Linked DNA regions of Homo sapiens: region 2 is linked to region 1. The links are chromatin loops, found by intact Hi-C in ENCODE. Cell type or tissue: K562. All regions are shown on one strand. Links, peaks and the distances in the headings refer to the core of each region. The heading gives the core; the rest is flanking DNA. Region 1 has its middle 40 kb from the start of ZNF25. Region 2 holds the start of LOC124902413 (a long non-coding RNA gene).

Region 1 (10,473 bases), core at 5,328-7,827:
GTTTTGTTGTGTTGCCCAGGCTTGTCTCTAACTCCTGGCCTCAAGCAGTCTTCCTACCTCAGCCTCCCAAAGTGCTGGGATCACAAGCACGAGCCACAGCACCTCCCCACCCTTTTTTTTTTTTTTGAGATGGAATTTCACTCTTGTTGCCCAGGCTGGAGTGCAATGGCATGATCTTGCTCACTGCAACATCTGCCTCCTGGGTTCAAGCAATTCTCCTGCCTTAGGCTCCCAAGTAACTGGGATTACAGGTGTCCACCACTATGCCCAGCTAATTTTTGTACTTTTAGTAGAGATGGGATTTCACCATGTTGGCCAGGGTGGCCTCTAACTCCTGATCTCAGGTGATCCACCTGCTTCGGCCTCCCAAAGTGCTGGGATTACAGGTGTGAGCCACTGTGCCTGGCCCCTCCCCCCCCCTTTTTTTTGAGACAAAGTTTCACTCTTGTTGCCCAGGCTGGAGTGCAATGGTGCAATCTCAGCTCACTGCAAACTCCACCTCCCCTGTTCAAGTGATTCTCCTGCCTCAGCCTCCAGAGTAGCTGGGATTATAGGCATGCACCACCAAGCCCAGCTAATTTTTTTGTGTTTTTAGTAGAGACAGGGTTTCTCCATGTTGGTCAGGCTGGTCTCAAACTCCCAACCTCAGGTGATCTGACCACCTCGGCCTCCCAAAGTGCTGGGATTACAGAGATGAGGCAGCATACCCGGCCTGCCCCTTTTTTTAATATAGGGTCTCACTCTGTTGCCCATGCTGGAGTTTAGTGGAGTGATCATGGCTCGCTGCAAAATTGCCCTCCTGGGCTCCATTGATCCTCCCATCTCAGCCTTCCAATTAGCTGGAACTACAGGCACGTGCCACCACGCCTGGCTAGTTTTATTTGTTGTACAGACATGGTTTCACCATGTTGGCCAGGCTGGTCTCAACTCCTGAACTCAAGTGATCTACCCACATCAGTCTCCCAAAGTGCTGAGATTACAGGTATGAGCCACCATGCCTGGCCAAAATTGTATATATTTATAGTGTACAAAATGATGTTTTGAAACATATATGTGTGTGTGTGTGTGTGTATATATACACATATACATTTACGTGTGTGTATATATATGTTTATATATGTGCGTTTACACCCACACACATTGTAGAATGGCAAAATCAAACTAACATGCATTGCTTCACATAGATATTATTTTCTGGTAAGAACACTTAAAATCTACTCTCTTAGCATTTTTTGAGAAGACAATATATTATTAATTGTAGTTATTATGTTTTACAATCAATCTCTTTTTTTTTTTTGGAGACGAAGTCTTACTTTGTCGCCCAGGCTGGAGTGCAGTGGTGCAATCTTGGCTCACTACAACCTCTGCCTCCCAGGTTCAAGCGATTCTCCTGCCTCAGCCTCCCTGGCTAATTTTTATATTTTTAGTAGAGACAGGGTTTCACCATGTTGGTCAGGCTGGTCTTGAACTCCTGACCTCAAGCAATCCACCCGCCTCGGCCTCCCAAAGTGCTGGGAGTACAGGCATGAGCCACCACGCCCAGCCACAGTCAATCTCTTGAACTTATTCTTCCAAACTAACTGAAATTTTGTATCCTTTGACCAACATCTCCCTAACCACACTCCAACCCTCACTGCAGCCCCTGGTGACTATTGTTCTATTCTCTACTTTATGAGTTCAACTTTTTAGATTCTGCATGTAAGTAATATTATGTGGTATTTGTCTTTTACTTAATGTATTGTCCTCCAGAGTGTACCATTTCCATCATACAATAAATTACTGCTTCATCTATGAGCTCTATCATAAGGCTGGGTGCCTCTGACAATATCCAGTGCATGATGGCATGTCATTGCAGCGTCACTTCTTGTCTTGGTCAAACACTAAGAGTACCAGTAGTACTCCGAGAGCTGCTCTTCAAATGGAGATTTTTCCATTTGAGGAAAGAACCAGCCATAGAAACCTAGGAGTTTGCACTGTGACTGTCCCTATTGTGGTTTCCAAAGATTCCAGACAGCATTCTTACCTAACAAAACCACTGGATCTATGGCCTGAGCGGTAAAGTGGCTTACAGCACAGCCTGTTCCTTTCTGAAACAGTCCTCTTTGCCTCATAGCAGGCAGTAAATGGGCTGAGACAGTATTGCCAAGAGTGGCACACACTGTTTCCAAAGTCCAAAGCGGCCTGTCAATCGCCCTGCCTCTTTCTTAGTAGTAGACAGTGCAGGTGCAGTGACTTGTCCTTTGCCTTGGATGGATGTCTTAGCAGGTCCTAGAACCCTGTATCTCTGAAAGCTTCACTGATGTGCTAAGCCCCAGACTATATTTAGCATCTATTCCCCACCCTCTGCTGCTCCTGTTTCTGTCTGCAGCATCTAGAGTACTTGCCACTTGTTGTATCTCAGGTCAGATTGATGTAATGTCATTAGTACTTGGATCCTGATGCTCTGAAAAATTGCATGATAAGGTCCTTGAGGGATAATTTGTGATGGAGAAAAGGAGAGTTAACATAGTCATGGGACAAGACGATAAGTATATATTGCTCTTCACCCAAGTGAAGCATTGTTGATCTTTTTCAGTCACATAAGCAATGTCCTCACTGGCTACTGCCTGTCCCCATAGTTACCACTCTGGCCCTGCTGTCCTTTATAGTATTTCTACCCACTTTGCTTTTGACTGTTAGTGCTTCCTAATAGAATTTTGTCATCTCCACTGGCATTTGGGAGTCCGTTTCACAACGCATCTCATGTCACTATGAATTGTGGCCAATAGAAGACAGTCAACGCACTTGTGCACTCTTTATCACTTTGGTGTCCCCTGGGCCCTGTGGGTAGCACATCAGTCAGGAGTCCTCTACCCTTATGTAGTAAAACCATTATAAAATGTCCATGACTAGAGTCATCTGACCCTCACCTCAGTACAGTCCTCAATTTCATTTTTTAAGGATTACTTTAGTCAATGAATTTATTTTCATCTGAAGGGCCTTTACAATTTAACTTGTTTTATTATTTGTTCCAAAGTAAGAAATAAATAATGGACCACACATTGTGGTAATTTTTAGCCATGGTTTTATTCTTGTAACATATTTATTCATGATTAAGGATGTAAATATAGGAAATGGTCATCTTGTGTTACCCTACATTGTTTTAACCTGATGGTTTCTCTTAGCTGAGAGAGCCAGACAGACTCCATTTTAGTTCCTTCACTTACAGCCCCCCTTCCTTAAAGGTATGACGAATGCAAGCTGACTCCAAGCACATCCAGGAATGCACTTGCTGATAAGATATAGAGGCAAGCTGTATAAGCAGCTCCTGGGGACGTGCTTGTTGGATGGTACCCAAAGCCCCTACATCATCTCTTTATGATAGTTTAAGCCCCTGCATCTGGAACTGTTTATGTTTCTGCAACTATCTCTGTAACCATTAATTTTTTAACTTTTTGCCTACTCTGCTTCTGTAAAAATTGTTTCAGCTAAACTCCCCCTCCCCTATTTAGACCAAGGTATAAAAATAAATCTAGCCCCTTCCTCAGGGCCGAGAGAATTTTGAGTGCTAGCCGTCTCTCGGTCACCAGCAATAAAGGACTCCTGAATTAGTCTCAGAGTGTGGCGTTTCTCTACAACTCACTCGGTTACAACATTTGGAGGCCCCAGCGAGATGCGCCACCGGGTGAAGACCAGACTTGTTCCGGGCTCCCCTGGACAGATGGAGGGCTTATAGGGGAGGCACCCCCTGAAGACGTTCCAGGGCCCCGTGGGCCACTGTATTCCGGAGGGGAGTGGATTGACTGCCGGGATTGACTGCCCAACCAAATCCAACTCCTGAGTGCTCAGTCTCTGGTCCCAGAAAGGTAAGTCAGATCTGACTCTGTTTCTCTGGGAGGGAAATGGCCCTGACGAGGGTCCTCCCTCAGACTCTGTCCACACTCCAGGATGCTGGAAGGCAGGGTCCTGGTTTCCGTCAGGCTTCTCTGTTAAGTCTAGTCTCTTGCTCTCTCTCTCTTTTTGTCTCTCTCTCTTTTTCTCTATCTCCTTCTCTTGTTCAGGTCTCTAGGAGATCTGTTTTAGAATGGGAATAAAAAATATTGTAATAAACTCTGTGTGAGTGAGTGAGTGAATTTGGAGTTCAAGGGCTTGTGCTTGAATTTCCAGTTTGTAGCTCCACAGCAAAAGCTATGGAGTTCGAGAGGGCCCTCACCTGCAGTTCTGTGGTGACCTATAAGCCTTAGGGCAGCATGGGGCATAGCTCGATCTGAGCCAGGGGTTTATACCAGTCTGCCAATGCCAAGAGGAGCCTAAGTCCCTGCAAGGAGAGTGGCCAGGTGGGCATCTGATTATCCCATCATGAGACTCCCTCCCCTTGTCTGTGTATAAAAATTGTCATACTTGTTTTTATACCCTAGTGTCTATTGTCCTGTTTTGTGTCTGTCTGAATTTTATATGTCCGGTCGCCAATACTGCCCATGATGACTGGGCAAGGACTTCTTCAAGGTCCTCAGTACAGATTTTCTATCCCAGGAGGTCAAGTCTCTCATCAGTCATTTGGGCTGGCCATCCCAGTCCTGCCTTTTCTGTCAGAAACTAATCAGATGTTGTTATGGGGAGGGGTGTGGAAGACATTCGCCCATTTGGGATTTTGGCATCATAAAGATTGCTGCCATTTAGATTGCCATACACCATGCCCCAATGACTGGTCTACCTCCTCCTTAGACCAGTGATGGATCCAAAATAGCCACCCTGCGGACTTCCTTGCTCACCTTTTCTGTCATCCCATAACTTTTCCAGTGCCCTTAAATAACACACTATGTAGAGAAACCTATGCCTGTGCTGCTTTACTCTGTCTGGACCCTTATTCTATCCCCCTGTGGCTACTCTCCTACCTTAGGAAAGATCTGAGTGGCCCCTTTCCTCCTTACCCCCATCCCTTAACCCACACAGCTCGTTTTCCTGTGTCACAGCAAGTCCAGCACCTCCAAGACTTGGCTCTGCTCTCCATCCTAAAACCCTTAAAAGAAAGGGCTGAGTTTGAACTTTTTGCCTTTGAGTCGGGGAGACACCAAAGATATTTGGCTATAAGTCAAAAAGGAAGGGGGGGGTCACATAGGTCCCACTGGCCTCAGACCCACCTCTTGTCCTCTCTCTAGATCTCAAAGCTTAAAGAGACAGATCTTATGTGGCAAGAAATGTTGGCTATAGTTGTTTTCCTACTTCTTCTGGTTATAATACTTCTGTTCTTCCAATACTACAGCCCCCCAGGCCATGAATATCTCTGTCTGTGCTGGGTTTAATATTTCTGCTTAAACCTTGTTAATTGCCTCCAGAATGGGAAACTCTTCTTCCTGGCCCCGTAGAGATTACAGCCCTCTCCAATGTATGTTGCAGAATTTCTCTCTGGGCTTCTCAGAGGATTACGGAGTCCACCTTAAGAAAGGCAAACTCCAGACACTCTGTGAAGTAGAATGGCCACAGTTTGGAACTGGGTGGCACCCAGAAGGGTCATTAAACCTCACAACTGTTCAGGCTGTGTGGCGGGTCATGGCTGGAACTCCCGGACACCCTGATCAGTTTCCTTACATTGATCAATGGCTAGATTTGGTCCAGAGCCCTCCTCCATGGCTCCGCTCACGTGCCATTCATGATCCCACCTCCAAGGTCCTTTTGAGCTGGACCACACTTTTGCCCCAACCCTCAGCGCCTTCGGCTCCTCCTGTACAGTCTCCTTCTGAAGAAGAGGAAAGTTCTCTTCACCCATTTCTGCCTCCCTATAACCCTCCTGCCCACCCCCCGCCCCGCCCCAGAATATTTCCTTGTCTCCTCGACTACATCCCCTGTGGCCTCTCCACCTATAGCCACCCAATTACGGCATCGGCTGGAGGAGGTGGCCCTCCTTCTCCCACTGACAGAGGCCCAAATCCCTCTGGGCAATGAGCGCTCTGCTCCATTTTTAGTTTATGTCCCCTTCTCTGCTTCTGACCTGTACAACTGGAAGGCTCATAATCCCCCCTTTTCTGAAAAGCCCCAGGTCTTGACCTCACTGATGGAGTCCGTGCTCCGGAATCACCGGCCCACCTGGGATGACTGTCAGCAACTTCTTTTAACCCTTTTCACCTCTGAAGAGAGGGACCATATCCGAAGAAAGGTCAGAAAGTATTTCCTCACATCAGCTGGTAGACCAGAGGAGGAAGCCCGGGACCTCCTTGAGGAGACTTTTCCCTCTACCTGGCCTGATTGGGATACAAAATCCTCGGGTGGGAAGAGAGCTTTGGATAATTTTCACTGGTATGTCCTTGTGGGTATCAAGGGAGCCACTCAAAAACCCATGAATCTGTCCAAGACAACTGAAGCTGTCCAGGGGCCTAATGAGTCACCAGGAGTGTTTCTAGAACGCCTCCTGGAGGCCTATCAGATTTACACCCCTTTTGACCCGGAGGCTCCCGAGAATAGCCATGCTATTAATTTGGCATTTGTGACTCAGGTAGCCCCTGATATTATAAGAAAATTACAAAAGCTGGAAGGATTTGCTGGAATGAACAGCAGCCAACTTTTCAAATAGCCCAGAAAGTTTTTGACAATTGAGAGTTTGAAAGGCAAAAACAGGTAGCTCAGGCAGCTGAAAAGGCTGCTGACAAAGCATCAAAAAGACAGGCAAAGATCTTAGTGGCTGCCATCCAAGGAAGCAAGAAGGCAGGGCCCCCATCACAGAGCACCAGCCAGGGGACCCCAGGTCCCCACCAGAAAGGCCAAAAAGGTGAGCAGGCTCCCCTACAAAGAAACCAATGTGCTTATTGCAAACAAATTGGACACAGGAAAAAAGAATGCTCATTAAAACCAGAGGAAAAACAAGAGAAGAAAAAGGTCCTCACCCTCCCTGCTGTGGATGAATCTGAAGATTGACAGGGCCGGGGCTGCCACTTCCTTCACCCCCAGGAGCCCTTGGTGACTGCCACAGTGGGGGCCCAGCCTGTATGCTTCCTAATCGACACTGGGGCGGAAGACTTGGTACTGCAAACACCCTTGGGCAGTGTCTCTAATAAAAAAGGTGGCTGTGCAAGGGACTTCATAAGCTTCATAAGCTGCAGGCATCCATCTCCTTCTCAGCCCAATAAGCTCACCTCACATTAGGGGACCCAACACCCTCTACCACCCAGCTCCTGCTAACCACCCCTTTGTCAGAGGAATATCTCTTAGTTTCACCCTCACAACCGCTGGAGAATAAAACTAATCCTCTCCTACTGGATTTACAGACTCTCTTTCCTCAAGTCTGGGCCAAGTCAAACCCCCCCAGGACTGGCAAAGCACCATCTGCCAGTAGTTGTAGAACTCCTGGCCACTGCCCTGCCAGTCCAGGTAAAACAATATCCTATGAGTCAGTGGGCTAGAGAGGGAATCAATCCCCATATTCAGTCTGCCTGGAATACTCCATTTTTGCTGGTCCAGAAACCTGGAACAAATGATTACCGGCCTGTACAGGACTTGCAGGAAGTTAACAAGTGGACAGTCACTGTCCATCCAACTGTTCCTAACCCTTATATTTTACTCGGCCTGCTTCCACCAGAACATACAGCATACACTGTTCTTGACTTAAAGGATGCTTTCTTTGCTATTCCTCTGGCCCCTAAAAGCCAACCTATATTTGCTTCTGAATGGATGGACCCTGGCTCAGGAGACACCACTCAATTAACCTGGACTTGGTTACCCCAGGGTTTAAAAAATTCCCCCACCCTTTTTGGGGAAGCCCTCCAACAAGATCTTATACCGTTCTGAGCCAGTCACCCTAACTGCACGCTTCTCCAGTACATAGACGACCTGTTTTTGGCTACTGAAACCACTGACAGCTGCCTGCAACATACTAGGGACCTACTTTACCTCCTTCAGGAACTCGGGTATTGGGTCTCAGCCAAGAAGGCCCAGCTTTGTCTTCCCAGACTTTTCTACCTAGGATACAAGATAAACAAGGGAGAAAGGGCACTTGCCACTGCTCGAAAGGAAGCCATCCTGCAAATCCCCACTCCCACCACTAGGAGATGGGTACATGAATTCTTAGGGGCTGTGGGATACTGTCGTTTATGGATATTGGGGTTCGCAGAAATCACCAAGCCCCTGTACACCACTACCAGAGGGAATGGCCCACTAGTTTGGACTGACAAAGAACAGGCTTTTCAAAATCTAAAGAAGGCATTAACTGAGGTCCCTGCTCTTGCCCTCCCAAATATCTCAGAACCATTTCATCTTTTTGTTCATGAAAGCCAGGGAGTCACTAAAGGGGTACTCACTCAAACTTTAGGACCATGGTGATGCCCGGTGGCCTATTTGTCTAAGATACTGGACCCTGTGGCCTCCGGGTGACCAAGTTGTCTGTGAGCCATAGCGGCAAAAGCAAGCCTGGTCCAGGAGGCTGATAAACTGACTCTGGGCCAGAATTTAACCCTTATGGCTCCTCATGCCATAGAGACTTTGCTACAAAGGGCCTCTGGCAAATGGATGTCGAATGCTCACATCCTGCAGTATCAGAGTTTACTGTTAGATCAGCCTTGGTTAACTTTCTCTCCCACAAGGTGTTTAAATCCAGCTACCTTTCTCCCTGATCCAGACCTTACCACACCTGTCCATGACTGCCAAGAACTGTTAGAGACTACATAAACTGGCCGACCTGATCTCCAAGATGTGCCTCTAAAGGAGGTGGACTCCACTCTGTTTACTGACAGCAGCAGCTTCCTTGAACAGGGAGTAGGAAAGGCTGGTGCAGCCGTTACTATGGAGACAGATGTACTGTGGGCCCAGGCACTGCCGGCAGGTACCTCAGCACAGAAGGCTGAATTGGTCACCTTCACTCAGGCTCTCTGATGGGGTAAGGACAAACGTATTAACATCTACACTGACAGCAGGTATGTTTTTCCTACTGTACATGTACACAAAGCCATCTATCAAGAGTGAGGGCTACTCACCAGGAAAGACTATTAAAAACAAAGAAGAAATTTTGGCCCTGCTTGAAGCTGTTTGGCTTCCTCCGCAGGTGGCTGTAATTCACTGCAAATGTCATCAAACAGAAGGCATGGCTATTGCCTGTGGTAACCAAAAAGCAGGCTCTGCAGCTCGAGAGGCAGCTTGGCTCCCAGTCACGCCTTTGACCCTGCTGCCCACTGTGTCCTTTCCGCAACCTGACCTACCAGACCACCCACAATACTCCCCAGAGGAAGAAAAACAAGCTTCAGATCTTTGGGCCAGTAAATATCAGGAAGGTTGGTGGATTCTTCCTGATTCCAGAATCTTTATGCCCCAAGCCCCTGGGGAAACTTTAATCAATCATCTGCATTCTGCCACCCATTTGGGAGGAATAAAACTGGCCCAGCTTCTAAGGAGCCATTTCAACATCCCCCACCTTCAGGACTTAACTAACCAAGCAGCTCTCTGGTGTATGGCTTGTGCTCAGGTAAACACCAAACAAGGTCCTAAGCCCAGCTCAGTCCACCGCCTCCAGGGAGGCTCTCCCCGAGAAAGGTGGGAAGTTGACTTTACAGAAATAAAACCACACTGGGCAGGGTATAAATACCTCCTAGTGCTAATAGACACCTTTTCGGGATGGACTAAGGCATTTACCACTGGAAACGAAACTGCCACCATGGTAGTTAGGCTTTTACTCATTAAAATCATCTCTCAACATGGGCTGCCTGTTGCCATAGGGTCTGATAATGGACCAGCCTTCACCTCGTCCATGGCTCAGTCAGTCAGCAAGGCATTAAACATTAAATGGAAACTCCATTGCACCTATTGACCCCAGAGCTCTGGACAGGTAGAACGCATGAACCACACAATAAAAAGTACTCTTACTAAGTTAATCCTAGAGACCAGTGAGAATTGGGTAAAGCTCCTTCCTTTAGCCCTTCTTAGAGTAAGATACACCACTTACTGGGCTGGGTTTTCACCTTTTGAAATCATGTATGGAAGGGCTCCGCCTATCTTGCCTAAGCTAAGGGATACCAATTTAGCAGAAATCTCACAAGCTAATTTGTTCAGTACCTGCAGTCTCTCCAACAGGTATGAGACACCATCCAGCCACTTGTCCAGGGAGCACACTCCAATCCAGTTCCTGACCAGACTGGGCCCTGCCACTTTTTCCAGCCAGGTGACTTAGTATAGGTTAAAAAGTTCCAGAAGGAAGGATTCACTCCTGCCTGAAAAGGACCTCATACTGTCATCCTCACCACGCCGATGGCTCTGAAAGTGGATGGCATTCCTTCTTGGATTCATCACTGTCACATCAAAAAGGCGAACAAAGCCCAGCAAGAAACATGGATCCCCAAGCCTGGGCCATGCCCCTTAAAACTGCGCATAAGTCAAGTGAAGCCATCGGATTAATCATTTTTATTTACCTCTTTTGTTTGTTTCCGCCTATTACGCCCTCTGCCCCTCTCTACTCTTTTCTCCTCACTTCTTTCACGACAGTATGTGTGTTTGCAAACACCACCTGGAAGGCAGGAA
Region 2 (10,473 bases), core at 4,029-6,528, 63 kb before region 1:
TAGTGTTTGTTAAGTGGTATCTCATTGTGGTTTTGATTTGCTTTTTCCTAGTGACTAATGCATTTGAGCACCTTTTCATGTGCTTCTTGGCCATTTGTATATCTCTTTTGCAGAAGTGTCTATTCAAGTCCTTTGTCCATTTTTAAATTGGGTTTATTGTTAAGAGTACTCTCGTGTACTAGACCCTTGTTAGATATATGATTTTCAAATATTTCATTCTATGAGTTTTCTTTTCATTTTCTTGATAGTATCCTTTAATTCATAAAAGGTTTTAATTTTGATGAAGTCTGGTTAATGTATATTTTCTTTTGTTGCACATACTTTTGATGTCATATCTAAGAATCCATTGCCAAACCTAAGGTCATGAAGATTTACTTCTATATTTTCTCCTAAGAGTGTTATGGTTTTAGCGCTTACATTTAGGACTTTGACCTATTTTGAATTAATTTTTGTTTATAGTGTGAGGAAGTGGTCCAACTTCACATTTATTTGCCTGTGGATATCCAGTTGTCCCAAAACTAATTTTGAAAAAACTATTATTTCTCCCATTGTATTGTCTTGGCACCCCTGTTGATAATCAGTTGACCATAGATGTATGGGTTTCTTTTTGGACTCTTAATTCCATTCAGTTGATCTATATGTCTGTCTTTGTGCCAGTTCCATACTGTTTTGTTTACTGTAGCTTTGTAGCAGTCTTGAAGCCAGAAAGTGTAAGTCCCAATTTATTTATCTTTGTCAAAATTGTTTTGGCTCTTCAGGGTCTCTTGCAGTTCCATGAGTTTGACGGTCACGTCCGTTTTTGCAAAAAAGGTTATTCGATTTTGTATTGAATCTGCAGAACACTTTGGGAAGTACTGCCTTCTTAACCATATTAAGTATTCTATTCATGAACAAGGAATATCTGTCCCTTTATTTAGGTCTTTAATTTCTTTCAGCAAAAGTTTTATGGTTTTCAGTGTATAAGTCTCAGACCTACTTGGTTAAATCTATTCCTAAGTATTCTTTTGATGCTATTGTAGTTAGAATTTTTTTTAAATTATAAATTGTTTTTAAAATTTACTTCTTGGATTCTAATTGCTATAGAAAAATGGCTAATTTTTCTGTGTTAATCTTGGTCTTATAACTTATTGAATTTCTTTTTTTTCTTTTTTTCTTTTTTTTTTCTTTGAGATGGACTCTTGCTCTTTTGCCAGGCTGGAGTGCAGTGGCGCAATCTCGGCTCACTGCAACCTCCGCCTCCTGGGTTCAAGTGATTCTCCTGCCTCAGCCTCTGGAGTAGCTGGGACTATAGGCATGCACCACCACACCCAGCTAATTTTTGTATTTTTAGTAGAGACAGGGTTTCACCATGTTGGTAGGGGTGGTCTCGATCTCTTGACCTTGTGATCTGCCCGCCTTGGCCTCCCAACATGCTGGGATTATAGGCATGAGCCACCGCGCCCAGCCTTGAATTTCTTTATTAGCTCTAATGGTTTCCCTGTGGATTCTCAAGGATTTTCTGTTCATAAGAAAATGTCATCTACAAGCAGAGATAGTTTTACCACTTAACAGAGGTGAAAGATTAGGGCCTTCTCAGGTCTTTTCTGAGCATGGGCCTTGTCCTAGATTGCTGTGTCATCATCTGGATTCCCAGGAGTATATAGAAGCTTTTCCAAAGCCCAAAAGCATCTCATTCTTCCTCCCAGGCTTATTTTTATGTATCTGTTGTTCACCCCAACTAATATCCTTTGCCCCAAAGGCCACAGCTGGTTCATTTACCTTTAAATGATTTCAATAGGTGCCTGCCACATTGTCATTTCTCTGTCTGAGAGTTCTTAGCACTGTGTGTTACTCTTTCGGCCACCACCAGACAGAGCAAAACAGTCAACCCCAATTGTTTGAGAACCAGCTCTATTCTGCTCCTTCAAGCACTGGGAACTCATACCAGGAATACGGGATTTCATCTTAAGGACTGTTACTGAGTCAGTGTTATGGGTTGAATTGTGCCTCCTGCAAATTTCACTCATTGTAGGCTCCACCCACAGTACCTCAGAACATTGCCTTATTTGGAGATAGATTATTTACAGAGATAATAAAGTTAAAGTGAAGTCATGAGGGTGGGCCCTCATCTAATATGACTGGTGTATTAATTAGTCCATTCTTGCACTGCTATAAAGAAACACCTGAAACTGGGTAATTTATAAAGAAAAGAGGTTTAATTGGCTCATAGTTCTGCAGGTTGTACGGGTAGCATGACTGGGGAGACCGCAGGAAACTTACAACCATGGAAGAAGGCAAAGAGGAAAGAGGCACATCTTGCATGGCCAGAGCAGGAGGAAGAGAGTGAAGGGGGAGGTGCTACACGCTTTTAAAAACAGCCAGATCTTGTGAGAACTCACTATCATGAGAACAGCAAGCAGGAAATCCGCCTTCATGATCCAGTCATCTCCCACCAGCCCCTTCTTTCAACATTGGAGATTACAGTTTGACATGATATTTAGGCGGGGACCCAAATTCAAACCATATCAATTGTTGTCCTTTTAAAAGGGAAATTTGGACACAGAGAGATGTACAGAAGGAAGACCATGTGAAGACATGGGGAAGGTGGCTGTTTACCAGCCAAGGAGAGAATCCTAGAACAGAACCTTCCTTCAGAGCTTTCAGAAGGAAGCAGCCCTCCTGACACCTCGACTTTGGACTTCTAGCCTCCAGACTGTGAGAAAATACATTTCTGTCATTCAAGCTGCCCGGTCTCTGGTACTTTATTATGACAGCGCTAGCAAACTCATACAGCTTGTGAGGGGGATGGGGCGAAGGTGAGTTAAAACAACATAGATCTTTCCTACCAGGTTTCAGCTGCCATTCTCCTGATTAAGATTTGCTTACTTGCTGTAAACCTTTGTCTATATTCCAGAATTCTAATAAAGCTGCTCTGACTTTTTTTTCCCGTATTTCTGTGGAGGGATGGACCCTGGGCGTTCCCCTCTCTGCCATTTTCCCAGACTGTGGTCTGTCACCAGTATTTTGCAGGTTTTGAGTTAGTTGACCTTTCTGCAGCACCTGACCCTACTGCCTGTTTTCTGCACAGCCTGTGCTGCTGGTTCCTGTGGCGCCACACCACCCTCTTCTCTTACCTTCCTTCTAATGACATCTCATTCAAGGAATCTTTTCAACCTCGTGGTAAATAACATATCCCCCATGTATTGGTTTCCTGTTTCTGAATGTAACAAATTATCACAAATGTAGTAGCATAAACCACACATTTATTATCTTAGCGTTCTGGAAATCAGGAGTCTGCAATTAGTCATATGGCTAAAATCAAGGTGGTGGCGGGACTGGTACCTTCTGGAGGCTGTGAAGGGAGAATCTGTTTTCTTGCTTATTTCAGGTTATCATGGCCCCTTCCATTTTCAAAGCACGTGATGACTTCAGTCAGCCTTTGTCTGTAAAATGCCTTCTCATCTGTAGTCAGATGTCCCTCTGACTCTATAAAGACATGTGATTACATTTATGGCCAACCTGGATAATCCAGGACAATCTCCCCTTTTCAAGTTTCATAATCACATCTGCAAAGTCCTTTTTGCCATTTATAGTCATAGTCACAGGTTCCAGGGATTAGGACGTGGATATCTGTGGGGCCATTGTTCAGCCCACCACATCTGGGTTTTGATCCTTGACTCCCTGTTCCATCCTATTTACATACATGCATTGGATTCTTACTCTCTTTGTATAAGTACGTGGAGATGTATGTTTGTATCATGGAAGAGTATATATTTTTGTTTATTATGTTTTTTAGAATTATATAGCCCATCTCATTTGGTATATATGTTACTACAGCTTGTAAAAAAAAATTAATATTGCACAGAAGATCTATCCAAGTTGATTAGTTTATTCCTTTTTATTCCATATATTCTGAGACCATACTGCATTTATCCATTTTTTCATTGAAAGGCATTTAGGTCATTTCCGTTTTTCCTTATTGTGTGTAATACTTCAGTAAACATCCTTTACTTTGTCTGCATAAAGAGAAAGGATTTCCAGGCTGGGCACAGTGGCCTATGCCTGTAATCCCAGCACTTCGAGAGGCCAAAGTGGGAGGATTGCTTGAGCCCAGGAGTCTTTGACCAGCCTGGGTAACATAGGGCGACCCTGTCTCTACAAAAAAAAAATTTTACTTACCTGGGCATGGTGGTGCATGCTTCCAGTCCCAGCTAATCAGGAGTCTGAGGCAAGAGGACTGCTTGAGCCCAGGAGTTCAAGGCTGCAGTGAGTTATGATCGAGCCACTGCACTCCAGCCTGCGCAACAGAGCGAGAAAGGATTTCCAGAGTTACTTGGTGCTACCAGTTTGTCTACCAAGTTACCGTACCACAGCCGTTTATGAGAGTACCATTTTCTTTTTTTTTTCTTTTTTTGAGATGGAGTCTCGCTCTGTCGCCCAGGCTGGAGTGCAGTGGCACAATCTCCGCTCACTGCAAGCTCTTCCTCCTGGGTTCATGCCATTCTCCTACCTCAGCCTCCCTAGTAGCTGGGACTACAGGCACCCGTCACCACGCCCGGCTAATTTTTTGTATTTTTAGTAAAGACGGGGTTTCACCATGTTTGCCAGGATGGTCTCGATCTCCTGACCTTGTGATCCGCCCACCTCAGCCTCCCAAAGTGCTGGGATTACAGGCATGAGCCACTGCACCTGGCCGAGAGTACCATTTTCTTTATCTTCTTCCTAGCAATTAATATAGTCATATTTTAAAATTATGGCCAATCTGGTGGATAAAGAAAATCTCACTGTTTTGATTTCAATTTCTCTGATTGTAGGGTTGAGCCTTTCAGTTTTCTTTTGTTCATATACCTTACGTACTTTTCTATTGATTTTGTTCTATATTTCTTACTAATTTATAAATTTGAAATCCTTTATAGTAATCTTTGTGTTATTTTTCTTTTTTTATGAGACAGAGTTTCGCTCTTATTGCCCAGGCTGGAGTGCAATAGCACAATCTCTGCTCACTGCAACCTCCGCCTCCCTGGTTCAAGCGATTCTCCTGCCTCAGCCTCCCGAGTAGCTGGGATTGCAGGCATGTGCCACCATGCCCGGCTAATTTTGTATTTTTAGTAGAGATGGGGTTTCTCCATGTTGGTCAGGCTGGTCTCGAACTCCCGACCTCAGGTGATCTGCCTGCCTCTGCCTCCGAAAGTGCTGGGGTTACAGGCGTGAGCCACTGTGCCCGGCTTATTATTATTATTATTATTTTTTGAGGTGGAGTCTCACTCTGTCAGCCAGCCTGGAGTGCAGTGGCACCATCTTGGCTCACAGCAAGCTCTGCCTCCTGGGTTCAAGCAATTCTGCTGCCTCAGCCTCCTGAGTAGCTGGGATTACAGGCGCCTACTACCACGCCCTGCTAATTTTTTTTTTTTCCCCAAGACGGAGTTTCACTCTTGTTGCCCAGGCTTGAGTACAATGGTGCTATCTCGACTCACTGCAACCTCTGCCTCCTGGGTTCAGGCGATTGTCCTGCCTCAGCCTCCCAATTAGCTGGGATTACAGGTGCCCAACCACCATGCCTGGCTAATTTCAATTTTTTTTTTTTTTTTTTTTTTAGTAGAGATGGGGTTTCACCATTTTGGCCAGGCTGGTTTCAAACTCCTGATCTCAAGTGATCCACCCGCCTTGGCCTCCCAAAGTGCTAGGATTACAGCCAATTTTTGTATTTTTAGAAGAGAGGGGGTTTCACCATGTTGGCCAGGCTGGTCTCCAACTCATGACCTCAAGTGATCCACTCGCCTTGGCCTCCCAAAGTGCCGAGGTTATAGTTGTGAGCCACCGTACCTGGCCTTTTTTCTTAATTTGAAAATCTATATTCCAAAGGGCATTAACATGATTATTTGCTTTATCCTGTAAAGCATAATATACCAAAATAACAATACCAATATTATTGTTAACAAAATATTTTTGAAACCAGTTTAAGATTTATTTTGCAGTTCTTTTGTCCTTAAGGCACAGCCCCATTGTGACATACAGTTAGATTCCTTTGTTTTAAATTTAGCAGAAATAATTCTCTGAGTGGTACGGCATCAACTTTAGATATAATTAGATTTATTTGTTTCATTGCTGTTTGTTTTTAGAGTTTTTATTTTGAAAATCATTTTTTATAATTATGAAAAATATTTAAATGTTTCCAAAGACAAATCTGTAAAGCAAAGTATATTCAGAGATCAGTCTGGGATTCATCCCTTTCCCTCCATCTGGTTCCTTGTTCCTTTCCTCACCTTATGAAGAATGATTTATTTTGTTTTATGACTTATCTTTTTATTGTTATTTTTAATATAAGCAGATCTGTATGGGGATACACATATTTTCCTTTTGTGTATAAAAGCTGCCACATTATACTTGATTTTCTCAGACTTCCTTTGGTCATATAATAGCACCTGGAGTTCACTCTGCAGTGGGATATGCAGGTCTTCCTCAGGTCTTGTTTCAGTCGCTTAGCACTCTGTAGTGTGAGTGTACGACATACCTTCAACCAGTTGTTTGCTAATCAACATTTGGGTTGTTTCCAGTCTTTTGCAATATAAATACTGCTTTAGCTTTGTGCCTACATCTTTTCAATTTTTTTTTTTTTTTTTTTTTTGTGGAGATGGAGTCTTGCTCTGTTGCCCAGGCTGGAGTGCAATGGCATGATCTCGGCTCACTATAACCTCCACCTCCTGGGTTCGAGAGATTCTCCCTGTCGCAGCCCCCTGAGTAGCTGGCATTACAGGTGCCCACCACGTCTGGCTAACTTTTTTTTGTATTTTTAGTAGAGATGGGGTTTCACCATGTTAGTTAGGCTGGTCTTGAACTCCTGACCTCAGGTGATCCGCCCGCCTTGGCCTCCCAAAGTGCTAGGATTACAGGTGTGAGCAGCCGCGCCCGGCCCCATCTTTTCAATTTTTGGCTAATGTGTCTTTGTGGTAGATTCTTAGAAGTGGGATTTCTAGGTCCAGTGGTAAATTCATACATATATAATGTAACTGAATACTGCCATATTTCACTTCATAATGGCTGCTTATTTTGTATTCTCACGAGCAGGATATGAGTATGCTTTTATGCCTGTAGCAAACCAAACTAAGTGTATGTGTTATTCTTTTGGGTTTCTGCCAGTCTGATAGGAGTGAATGGTTCAATGCAATTTTAAGTTACATTTTTTTTTAACTTTAAAGGGTAATCATTTGTTTTTTGTTTTGTTTTGTTTTGTTTTTTGAGATGGAGTCTTGTTGTGTCGCCCAGGCTGGAGTGCGGTGGCACGATCTTGGCTCACTGCAACCTCTGCCTCCTGGGTTCAAGTGATTTTCCTGCCTCAGCCTCCCAAGTAGCTGGGATTACAGGCGTCTGCCACTACACCCAGCTAATTTTTGTATATTTATTTATTTATTTATTTTTAAGACAGAGTCTCGCTGTGTCACCCAGGCTGGAGTGCAGTGGCACGATTTCAGCTCACTGCAACCTCTGCCTCCCAGGTTCAATTGATTCTCCTGCCTCAGCCTGGTGAGTAGCTGGGACTACAGGCACCTGTCACCATGTCTGGCTAATTTTTTGTGTGTTTTTAGTAGAGATGGGTTTCACTATGTTGGCCAGGATGGTCTTGAACTCCTGACCTCATGATCTGCCCGCCTTAGCCTCCCAAAGTGCTGGGATTACAGGCATGAGCCACCATGCCCGGCCAATTTTTGTATGTTTAGTAGAGACAGGGTTTTGCCATGTTGACCAGGCTGGTCTCGAACTCTTGACCTCAGGTGATCCGCCTGTCTTGGCCTCCCAAAGCGCTGGTATTACAGGTGTGAGCCACTGCGCCCAGCCTTCCCTTCTGTATTTTTAGGAACGCTTTGCCTTTTCTTTGTCACTTAAGTTACAGATACTTATTCCCAGTTTGTCCTTTTTAGAGGACAATAAACACCAGTTTACCTAGATTCAACAGTTTTAAGTATTCTTCCACACGTTCTCTCTCTGTCTTTATCTATGTGTAATTTTTCCAGGCCAGACACAGTGACTCATGCCTATAATCCCAACACTTTGTGGGGCAAAGGTGGGAGGATTGCTTGAGCCCAGGAGTACAAGACCACCCTGAGTAACATAATGGGACCCCATGTTACAAAAAATTTTTAAAAATTAGCTGGACATGGCGGTGTGCACCTTTAGTCCCAGCTACTCAAGAAGCTGAGGCAGAAGGATCACTTGAACCTGGGAGGTCAAGGCTGCAGTGAGCTATGATCGTACCACTGCACTCTAGTGTGAGTGACAGAATGAGCTACCGTCTCAAAAAACAAAACAAAATTTCCATTTTCCCCAAAAATGTCCTCTGTAGCTTTGCTGGGCCCAAGAGCCAATCAAAGATGGTTTTTTTTATTCCTTCATAATAATGGGCATTTAAAATAAGTCCTGGTCAGGAGTCTTGTTGAACAGTTATTCTTGAATTTAACTGCTCTTTAGAATCATTTGAAGCTCTTTAAATATTCCCATACCCAGGAGATATGCAACCACGCTTAGAAGCACTGTTGTAGAATGCCTGCACATCTGTATTTGACTGATTTGTTTTTCTTCACAATTAGATTCAGATTATACATTTTTCTTTTTTTTTTTTCTTGAGAATGAATCTAGCTCTGTCGCCCAGGCTGGAGTGCAGTGGCACGATCTCGGCTCACTGCAAACTCCACCCCCCAGGTTCAAGTGATTCTTGTGCCTCAGCCTCCCAAGGAATTGGAATTACAGGCACCTGCCACCACACCTGGCTAATTTTTGTATTTTTAGTAGAGACAGGGTTTCACTGTGTTGGCCAGGCTGGCCTCGAATTCCTTACCTCGTGATCCGCCTGCCTCGGCCTCCCAAAATGCTAGGATTACAACCGTGAGCCACCACGCCCAGCCTATACATTTATCTTATGCCAGTTTATTATGTAATTTTTATATGATCTCTTTGTACCACTATTTGTAATGGTACCAAATATCTCCATTTGAAAAGCAGCCTTTCTTTTCCTTTTTTTAAACTAATAATCTTTGGCTGGAATATGGAGACTATGTGAACATCCTCTTCCCAATAATCTTTCCCAATGGTTGACTATTTAGGGTGAGCACTTTTAGCATGTTTATTGGCCATGTTAGTGTTGTCTTTTGTGAAATGACTGTTCAGATCTTTTCCCCCATTTTTCTATTAGGTCATCTTGCTTGTATTGATTTTAGAAGTATTTTATATATTCTGGGTATAGTCCCTTTAAAAGTTCGATATGTTGTCAATATTTTTTTCTCTCTGATTTGCATTTTTTTTGCATTAATGGTGTCTTTTGATTAATTGACATTCTTAATGTGGTCCAGTTTATTTCAGTCTTCTCCTTTATGGTTAGTGCTTTTGTATCTTGCTTTAAAAAAAACTTTGCTTGTGAATATAGTTTCATGTTATGTTTTTGAAGTTCTGTTGTTTTTACTCATCACATTTTAACCTACAATTCATCTGGAATTGATTCTCACATATTGTGTGAGATTGAAGTCAAGTTTTCCCCATATTTAAACCCATTTAATCAGCATAGTTTATTGAGACTGTCCTTTTCCTCACTGCTCAGCTGTGAAACTTTTAAAAATAAATCAGGTATCCATGTTTGAAGGTCTGTTTCTAGACCATACTTTTCTTCTATTGGTGTTTCAATGTATTCTTTCACCAATACCACACTGTCTTAAATTACTCTATAATAAATTCTTATATCCACTAGTGTGTTAGTTTTCTAATGCTTCGTTATAAGTTACCACAGTTTGCCACAAAACAACACAAATTTATTACCTCAGGTTCCATGGATCAGGAGTCTGGGAATGGGTTAGTTAGGTCCTGTGCTCAGGCATAAGGCCACAACCGAGATATTGCCTGAGACACCTAATCTTAATGGAGGCTCAGAGTCCCCCATACACATGTGGCAGAATTCATTTCCCATAAATGAGAACCCATAATAGTTTGCTTCTTCTTAGAGGCCAGTAGGAACTTTTCTCTGATACTTTACCTTCCTTTTTTGAGACAGAGTCTCACTCTGTCACCCAGGCTGGAGTGCAGTGGCGCGATCTCTGCTCACTGCAACCTCCGCCTCCCAGGTTCAAGCGATTCCCATGCCTCAGCCTCCTGAGTAGTTGGGATTACAGGCGCGCGCCACCATACCCAGCTAATTTTTGTATTTTTAGTAGAGATGGGGTTTCGCCATGTTGGCCAGGCTGGTCTTGAACCCCTGACCTCGTGATCTGCCCGCGTTGGCCTCCCAAAGTGCTGGGATTACAGGCATGAGCCACCATGCCCGGCCACTTTACCTTCTTTTTAAGGACTCACCTGATTGGGTAAGGCCCACCAAGACAATCTTTCTTTTGATCAACTCAAAATAAACTGATTAAGGTATCTTAATTATAACTGCAAAATCCATTTGCCATATAATGTAATATAATCTTTACTGGAGCTACAAATTCTCACACTAACAGGAGGAGATTACATAAC

What was found. A loop is a pair of places that touch in the nucleus more often than their neighbours do. Peaks named below come from ENCODE experiments on the same cell type or tissue, not always from the same donor. Only the 100,000 strongest peaks of a DNase experiment are listed, where the experiment ranks them.
Region 2: it touches region 1 in a loop (3-fold over the local background); 2 of 110 quality-filtered maps call a loop at or near these places.

The regions. Positions count from the first base shown.
Region 1 is chr10:37,931,696-37,942,168 of GRCh38, forward strand. No RefSeq gene overlaps it. Among named protein-coding and RNA genes, the nearest start is that of ZNF25, 40 kb to the right of the region's middle. In K562, for the core only: a CTCF peak has its summit at 6,373 (motif pointing left); no DNase peak of the experiment used is centred there.
Region 2 is chr10:37,869,735-37,880,207 of GRCh38, forward strand. It overlaps LOC124902413 (a long non-coding RNA gene), which reads right to left and starts at 4,199. Exons shown (of 2, transcript XR_007062116.1): 1 at 4,159-4,199; 2 at 3,226-3,465. In K562, for the core only: no CTCF peak of the experiment used is centred there; no DNase peak of the experiment used is centred there.